Regions from separate parts of the Homo sapiens genome. Here region 1 is linked to region 2. A link is a contact called in ENCODE Hi-C data. All regions are on one chromosome and are shown on one strand. The core of a region is the stretch at or near the end of the contact, and the rest is flanking DNA. Distances in the headings are between cores, read along the strand shown. Region 1 overlaps FTO (FTO alpha-ketoglutarate dependent dioxygenase). Region 2 has its middle 65 kb from the start of IRX6.

Region 1 (4,389 bases), core at 235-2,734, 1.4 Mb after region 2:
AATATCCTCCTTATGCTAATATTGAAAACATCCCACCAGGACACTGCCACCCAGCTGAGCACTGGTTTACTTGGTAAAAGGATAGGATGAGGTCCCCAGCTCAAGTGAAATGTCTCTCCTTTTATGGTTCTCATTAATCTGACTCAACACACACATGTGTTGGTACAAGATTCCTACAGCATGTGTTATACCTGCCTAACTGGGTGCTAACATTATAAACCACACATCAACACTTCTTGTCCGAGAGTGTTAATGTCTATTAATGTCCTGCTGGGGAAAAGGCTCTTAGAGCCAGCCCACAGCCACAATTCAAGACTGCCTGCCACGAGTCCTAGACTTGGCCTGCTGATTTTAGATGGTGTATTTCATTACCAGAATTTCTGGAGGAGGGTGGCGATGATGGTGCTGTACTTGGTTTTATGTTGCCAAGATTATCTTCATATATGAAACTTAAAAAGCCATATGAATCTGAAGGAACTTAGGACTGAGGAATCAACCATGTAGAATTTGGCTACTGATACCCCAGATACCAAATTAGGCTTTTCTGCTTCTGCACTGTGATGTTTTGCAACACATTGATATGGGGAGGAAAGGGGCTTGCCAATGTCACAGTGAGCTTCCTTGTCTGCACATTTTCTATACATCCTATGAAGTCATGCACATTATCTCAAGCTGGATTTACTAAGTTCCTAAGTGCACATACAATGTGCTTGTATGTGCAATGTGTATATATGTATATCACTGATAGACCCGAATCAAGTATATATGGTGAATTTCTTTTATATACATATGAAGGCTGCATAATATGTGAACACACACATATACATACATATAAATTAAAACAAATTAATTAAATGATAATTTCATAAATTTTGTGATGTTTTCTCAAGATTTGCTAGGCAGCACAAAAAGTGTATATTTAAACCACACAACTCCATTCCTGCAAATAATAATAAAAAAAGATGTACACACAAGCACAACCGTCAAAACCGGATTTGCCCTTCTCTAAATTAATCCAATTATTCAAATGTCAGTTATATCTGTCACAGCCCGGCTCCTTGGGCCGAACCAAACTGTTAAAAATTAAAACTGTTTTACTTCGTTTAGTCTTTCTGCCTTTTTAGTGTAAAACCCACAGTCTCGACAAAAAGTTGTGGGATTTGACACCCAGTGCAACACAACCCTATTGCTGTCATCCATGCATAATTCACTTTGGAAATATGCACTTGCTTTAAAATATTACTAAAAAATACATGTAACATATGCTAATTTCACTGCGTTGGCTTGTAAGCTCTAGCCACTAGGTTATATGTAAACTTTGCCAAGTGCACACACTGTACATAAAGGGATTATAAATGAAAGGAAATATCTCTGTCCCTAGCTCTCTGTCTCCATCCTTGGCCAAACTGACAGCCCCAAATCCCAGCACCATCTAACATGCCCTTCCCGTGGAGAAGACAGCCTGTTCTCAGAGTCTTAATTACATCCCAGCTGACTACCCAGCGTTGCCAAAATCAGGCAACAAACGCTGGCCCTTCACTCACAATATGGTCTGCTAAACAGACTCCTGGTCACACAGAAAGAAACTTTCACAACGTGGAGAAATAAAGGGACAAGCAGGAGATCAAGGGAGAGCACAAACAGTAACCTAGGGGATGGAAGAGAGAGAAACAATTCATCCCCACCGTGCAAAAAAAGGGGAAAATAAAAAGAAAAACCTTTTCCCAGAATCCTTAGGCACCACTGCGCAGCGGAATTTTAACAAAGCTATCCTTATTATAATGAAATCAAAGACCGACTCATCCAGCCAAGAACTGCTGCTCCTCAAGATGGGAGGCTGATACGAAGACTCAGTAGATTAACGATTGTTAAGCAGGACTCACCCACTCCACACGGATCAGGCCATTATAATTACAGAAGAACAGCATGCAACATTCTACCATTGCAAATGGTATCATACGTTTTCCTGGCTGGCTTTCGGGGAAGGGTTTAGCTCATTTGACATGGCAGAAGGTCCTGGAGCCATGCATTCATAGCTACCTGTCTTTCATATCTAGCGGCATAAAATTAAGTTTCTTTCTTTTTGTGATTGCATCACTTGTATATGACTGCAAAGATGGTCACTGAACTTGGAGGCTATTCTTGGCTTGGTCCACCTCTAAATAGAATTAGCTATTAAAAAGAAAATTTACTTTAAAAGGGAGCTTTGGAAGGCAGTTGTTCTCCAGAGCAACTGAAACCAAGATCAACAAAAGATCTTGAGAATGTGCTAATAGAGAAAGACCTGCTCTATGAATTAAAATGTTGTAGACTGAGAAATCAAACTGTGGTTTCAAATGTGGCCCACAAATCAGAAGTTATAAAGGCAGCTGCTTGGAATTTTCCTTGTTGATTTTGGTATTTGAGATTGTGATTGTGGGGATGCCATTTATTCAACACAATGGGAACACTGCTGCCTGGCATTCTGTCATAATCAAACTGCTTTTCATATGGGCAATTCCACATAGAATGTTCCAAGATTAATAGCACTATGGATTTACTTATTTTAATGATGGTACAAGATTCTCCAGAACAGGGTAGGGGCAGACAATTAAACAGTAAAAATAACAAATACATTATAAACACAATTTGCAAAGCACTTAAATATACATCCTCATTAAGTTTCAAAATTACAGCTGCCATGGTGGCTCACACCTGTAATCCCAGCACTTTGGGAGGACAAGGTGGGCGGATCACTTGAGGCCAGGAGTTCGAGATCAGCCTGGCCAACATGGTGAAACCCCATCTCTACTAAAAACACAAAAATTAGTTAGGCGTGGTGGCGTATGCCTGTAATCCCAGCTACTTAGGAGGCTGAGGCAGGAGAATCTCTTGAATCCGGGAGGCAGAGGTTGCAGTGAGCCGAGATCGTGCCACTGCACTCCAGCCTGGGTGACAGAGGAAGACTCTAACTCAAAAAAAAAAAAAAAAAGTTTCAAAATTACTCTATAAGGTTGGCATTATTATTCTGATTTTACACAAGATGAAACTGAAGGTCAAGGAAGTTAAATGGCTTTTCCAAGATAACAGGGGTTTTGACTCCAAAACTCATTCTTTTTCCACTGCCCTATGTCGTTGCTCTAGAAAACAGAGAGAAAAGAGAGAATGAGGGTAACTAAATATTTCACAGGTACAGCATGAGATAAATCAAGAGAACACAAGAAACTTTAGTTATAGTAAGCTGATGGTTCAGGAGGCACTTAGGCAGGGAGCAAGGAAGTTGAGATGTTGAGAATGCAATTTCTGCTGACACCTCTCCTCCATCCCCAGTACAGTTGCCCTTGGGTGGGGAAGGGTGATTACTTTTAAACAGAAAAGCTACCTACCCAAACATGCCACACAGTTAAATGATACTGCTACCCCTAGTGCCACTATAAATTCCCAAAAAGAATTTGATGTCACTAATCCCTACTATATGGAGCTAACATGATGGGACGTTTTATAAAAGGGGGTCATCCTAGCACTTTGGGAGGCCAAGGTGGGCGGATCACAAGGTCAGGAGTTCAAGACCAACCTGGCCAATATGGTGAAACCCCGTCTCTACTAAAAATACAAAAAAACAAGCCAGGCGTGGTGACGCATGCCTGTAGTCCCAGCTACTTGGGAGGCTGAGGCAGGAGAATCGCTTGAACCCAGGAGGCGGAGGTTGCAGTGAGCCGAGATCACGCCACTGCACTCCAGCCTGGGCAACAGAGGGAGACTCCATCTCAAAACAAAAAAAGGGCGGGGGGTTCATCACTACAGGAATGGAGTAACAAGGAAACTATTACAATTGTTAGGGTGAATGACTCATAAACTTTTTGCTGATTGTTGTTTGTTTTCAGGTTTTCCTCTTATAAAATGCTTATTGGGAAAAAAGCTTCATTATAATATAATTTGTGTTTACCACGATTTAGCTAGAAAATAATAATCTAATGTCTCATATGTATCCATAAAATGAAATCTTCATACTATTTTATCCTTTGAGCTGATATAAGGCTATAAGACAAGAAAACAAAGAATTCAGTATATGCCTTAACAATGTTGAGTAATAACCAATTCAATGATTCATTATTTTCTATGAAACTTAAATAATGAAGATTTGGAATACTGTTTCCATTATAGAAGCAGACTACATTCAAATTGCATCTTGAGAATTGATACCAAACATCTTTTGGGGATAAATTCACTGCAATTTGAAGTCTGGGAAGGCAACCAACACATTTAATGGAAAGAACATGGACACTTTTAGTATGTGCTTAAACAAGAGATTTAAAAAAATATTAAACCCCAGCCAATGAAAATGGTTTCAAGTTCTGCTGAGAGAACATCTCTCTCACCAGCAATTTACATGAACAACAAATGAAAAAA
Region 2 (4,640 bases), core at 256-2,755:
ATGCTTGACTATTTTGTTTTTAATTTTTCTTCCCTTTCCCGGCTGCTCACATGAAATGGGATCAAAGAAAAAAATTATCCTCCCTGGATTTTGTTAAAATATTAATAGGTTAGGGTTGACTGGCTAAATTGAATATCTTTGCTGATCTCACTTGCATGTTTAACTTGTGCTTAGGAAAATATGTTTCCTAGGTGATAACCTTTTATGTACTAGCCTGACTTCATTGAAATGCATAGAGATAAAAATATGTCACGCTCAGCGGCTATGCTATTCTTGTGTGGCACTGTGATTATTCAGATGGTAATTGGCCCCCACCTGTAGACAGCTCCGATTCTGTAGTCAATCATTTCATTTGATGTTAAAATATGTGAAAGTACAATTATATAATTTACATTACAAATCATGTTGAATGCCAGGGGTCTCTGAACTGCTGACAAATTCAAAGGAATCAAGGGTTGCAGGGAGAGAACTCGGGTCAATAAATGAAGTGAATTACACCGGGCGAGGGGTTCAACTTTTCTTATTTGTGTCCACAACAAGAGCTTTTGTGCATGTGTCATTGAGAGAGTGCCTATGGCCTTCTCTCGGCACCGAAATGGCAGCTTTTTAGATGCCTTTCTAAGGATGTCTCCCCCTTTCCTTTCAAAGAATTGCTCCTTGTGGCCTCCCATTAGGTAAAGTAAGGACTTGTCAAGACCAGAAAGGGAAAGCTGATCTATTAAAGTGAAGATGGCATCAAGTCTGGAAGGTTGAAGTAGCTGCTGCATGCAGAACCCAACACAGGCGGGGGTCGTAGCCTTGTAAATTAGGCTTGCAAGTTTCCAAACTCCAGATCTCGGCCATCAAACTTGAAACTTGTATGAATAGTGTCAGGAGTCGTGGCTGTTATTTATCTAGCTTTTAATGTGTGCCCAGTACTGGGTTAAATATTTTCCATACATTATCCCTTTAATCCTCACAATATCCATGTGAGGTGGGTCTGCTGTCACCCCTTACATATGAAGAAAATAAGCACAAGGGGTTCGTGGGGCTTGCCCAAGGCTATTTAGTAGGAAGCTGGGAAAGTTGAAGCTGGTGACCAAGTCTAGGAAAGTCCTTTTGGTGACCGAGTCTGGGCTGGTGGTCACTCTGTTCTTCTGGATCAGGCATCAGATGCTTAGTGACTACACAGGACCAGGGAAGTGCTCATGACAGAACCTCTCCTTCCGTGGGGTTTACAGGAAAGCAGGTGGGTTGAGGTGGAAGTGAGGATCCTAGGTAAGGGCGACCCAGGTAGGAAACTCACCAGTCATCGGGTTCTCAATGGAGATGGAGTATCCACTGCTGTGATGTAGAGTCCAGCCCTAGGGCTTGCAGATGAGCAGGCTTTCAAGCGCTCCTGTAGGCCAGGAGAGGAAGCATGTTTTTTTCTCCCACGTTTGCATAATACTCCCAGCATGGGAGTCATCCAGGCCCTCTCACCCTCTTTCTCTGCCACATTCCACAGCAGCTGGGCTGGGCAGTCCATGGGGCCTCTTGACTTTCAGAGTAAGTGAACTACTGGTCCAGGTACATGAAAGAAAAAGCTCTACTTCCCCTTAAAGTGATTTTGAACACCAAGGGCTGGGTTCATCTCGGATGTGGACATCTGATCCTTGAAATGTGCTGGGAATTCTGCCATGCTGGCTAAGAAGTGCTGCTTTGCTGCCAATGCCCCTTGCATGGCCACGAGCTGGCTTCTGGGCAACCTCTCCCGGAAGTCCTTGTGAAGAGGACATGATGGACTACATCCCCACAGCAGGTGTCAACCTGAGTCAGTCACCATCATGATTTCCGCCATGTTGCAACCTCCTCTCCTCCTAATCACTTAGCACAATCGTTAAGAGCACAGAGTCTGGAAACAAGTGTCTAGGTTCAAATCTCTGCTCTGCTGTCTGCTGGCTGTGAGATCTAGCAGAAGTTCATCTCTGTGCCTCAGTTTCCTCATTTGTAAGCAAAATAAACAATAGTGCCTGTCATACAGCCTTATTATAATGATTAAGAGTTAAAACACAGAGCACTTAGAACAATGCCTGATACACAGGGTTACAGGGCAGTGTGAAAAATTATTTTTTTCTTAAATGAGAATTATCTTTTTTACCAGTTATATAATATATGAAGTTAAATTTGTTTATAATAAACCTTAAAATAAACAATATAACTACTAAATATTGTTTTGAATTCTGTTGATGGGTCCCAAGGGGACTGGATACTGCACTCTGGGAAGCCACTAAGAGTAAAGGTCAAAGTTCTTGCCCTGGCATTCCAAATCCCCCACACGTTGTTCTCCCACAAGCAACTGACCAGGTAATTTATGCTCTGTTGATTTGGATACTTCCAAAAAAAAAAAAAACACAAGTTGTTTTGTTATTTTTTTCCAGAGGCAGCATGGCCTAGCAGTTATGCACACAGACCTAGAGTCAATGACACGGGTTTGAACCCTAGCTCTGTGCCACCTTAGCCGTGGAATATCAGTTACTCCTCCTCTCTGTGTGTCTCAGCTTTCTCAACTATAAAATGGGGATAATAATAGACTTCACCTCATTAGAGGGATTGGGACAATTAAAGGAGTTAGTTCATGCTTGGCCAAAGTGAAAGTTCCTTAAATGTGAGCCAATTAGGCACTGGTATTACAGTCACATTTATATGTTAAATAGAAGTCATTAAGCCTGTCTATTGGACCAAAGAATGAAACAGTGGCTTTCACACCCAGGGTCTGGGACTATTTTAGGAGCTCCAAGCATCTTTCCTCCCCACTGGAGACTGCGCTGCAGAGAGCTGGGAATGTGGGGAAGCTGACCCAGGATCGAGCGGGCCATTTCTCCACTCAGTCAGAAAGTCCAGCAGCAGAAATCACCCACTTGGTGAATGAGCCAGACACCCTGGCCAGGGAAAATTTCCCAGACATTTTCTAGATACTCATTTTGAAAGTGAATTGAGACATTATTTTTAATTAAAGTGGCAATCTGCCCCCATGAGATTCCCTGTCCCTAGAATGCTTAAATAATGGCCTCTGTTTGGTTCCGTCTCTGCCTTCTCTTCCTCCTATTAATTTCAAGCCCATCAGAGGGCCAGTTTACTAAATTGGTTTTAATGGAAATTTAGCCAACATGAATAATAATGAAATGTAAAATTATTCCTTAGCTAATGAACAGCCAGTGGCTTTGGGGTTAATTGTTTGCTTCTGGTGTCAGCTTATTTATATTGAAATAGAATTGTAATAGGACTCTAAACTAAAACTGTTTCATCTCCTTGATCATCACTTACCTTAGGGTTTATTCTTTACCATTAGTCATTGTTTAGTAATCGCTCCCACTTTGGATTCACTTGTGAATTAATTAATTACCTAGTTAAACTTGAGCACTTTTTTTCTTTAGAAAATAGAAAACATCTTTTCTCACCTTGTTATCTACAGCTGGTACTGTGAAGGAAATATTAACACTAGGTAGTGACAGTGATATTTCCTGCTAGCATTGTGCTTTTATTCTAACAATAGCCACATGCACTGTTTTAGTCATTTCAAGGCTGCTATAACAAATTACTGTAGACTGGGTTGCTTGAAAAAAACAAACATTTATTTCTCACATTTCTGGAGGCTAAGTCCAAGACTAGGATGCTAGAAGATCTGGTGTCTGGTGAGGGCCTGTGCCCTGATTTGCAGATGGCTGTCTTCTTGTATCCTCATATGGCAGGGAGAGAGCGAATGCATGCTCTTCTGTCTCTTTGTCTCTTGTCAGGACACTAATCCCACTCATGAGGACTCTGTATGTACATACAATGGAATAGTATTTAGCCTTTAAAAGGAAGGAAATTCTAACACATGTTTCTACATGGTTGACCTTGAGAACATTATGCTAAGTGAAACAAGCCAGTCACGAAAGGACAAATATGGAATGACTCCACTTGTATTAGGTACTACCCTGGGTCAAATCTGGCAAAACAGAGCAGGTGGACTTTCTCCCAAGAATCTAAGGAGAAATTTCAGTGGCTCTGATGAGATTGCCTGTCCATCTCTGAACCAATCACAGAAGGCCAGGGGAATGTGATGTTATGATTGGCTCCCATGCTTAGAGACTAGGCTGGAATTAACTCGGGTTCACTTCTAGAGCCTACTGGAGGCGGAAGAAGTCTCCTCTAGGATATTCGTGTTGAAACATAAGGCTCTCACTAGGGCATCCGTTGGGTCTGAGTTCTCTGGTGGTTGTTCAGCTATTTATGGACTGGACAAGCTGGAATTGAGTATGATTCATTCCACCTAGGCCTCCAGGTATGTTTGTCTTAGGACAAATTTGCTGAAGGAATTCCAAGTGGCCTCTGTGAACTCTTCCAACTTCCAATTTCTTAGTCTATTCCTTATATTTGCCTTTCCTTTACAGACTGAAAAATCTACTGCCTGGTTCAGGATTCTGAGAAGGCCCTCCACTGGCCCAGGGGGGATTTAAGTCTGGTTCTGGATTTTCTGCTGACTTCCTGCATGGCTTAGAATGAGGCAATGTGCTCAGTTGCTTTTCTGCCCAATAAAGGGTTTGAACGAGATGACTTCCAAAGTTCCCTTTCATCCCTAAGGTTTTATGATGCTATGAATAACCACTTGAGAATCAACTTTAGGACTGATAGCAGAA

Evidence for each region. A loop is a pair of places that touch in the nucleus more often than their neighbours do.
Region 1: a map of Right ventricle myocardium inferior shows a loop between it and region 2 (3-fold over the local background). The contact joins two enhancer-like sites. A Hi-C loop is called at or near these places in 2 of 168 maps with a recorded cell type or tissue (Right ventricle myocardium inferior and psoas muscle).

What each region holds. Positions count from the first base shown.
Region 1 is chr16:53,964,451-53,968,839 of GRCh38, reverse strand. All of the region lies in intron 8 of FTO (FTO alpha-ketoglutarate dependent dioxygenase), which reads right to left. Among named protein-coding and RNA genes, the nearest start is that of FTO-IT1, 73 kb to the left of the region's middle. Within about 2 kb of position 1,484, at least 2 of the 41 ENCODE cell types and tissues checked have a DNase peak (open chromatin) inside an H3K27ac peak, as active enhancers do; they include psoas muscle, where a contact is called at or near this core.
Region 2 is chr16:55,386,681-55,391,320 of GRCh38, reverse strand. No RefSeq gene overlaps it. Among named protein-coding and RNA genes, the nearest start is that of IRX6, 65 kb to the right of the region's middle. RefSeq lists an enhancer at 1-817. Within about 2 kb of position 1,505, at least 6 of the 41 ENCODE cell types and tissues checked have a DNase peak (open chromatin) inside an H3K27ac peak, as active enhancers do; they include psoas muscle, where a contact is called at or near this core.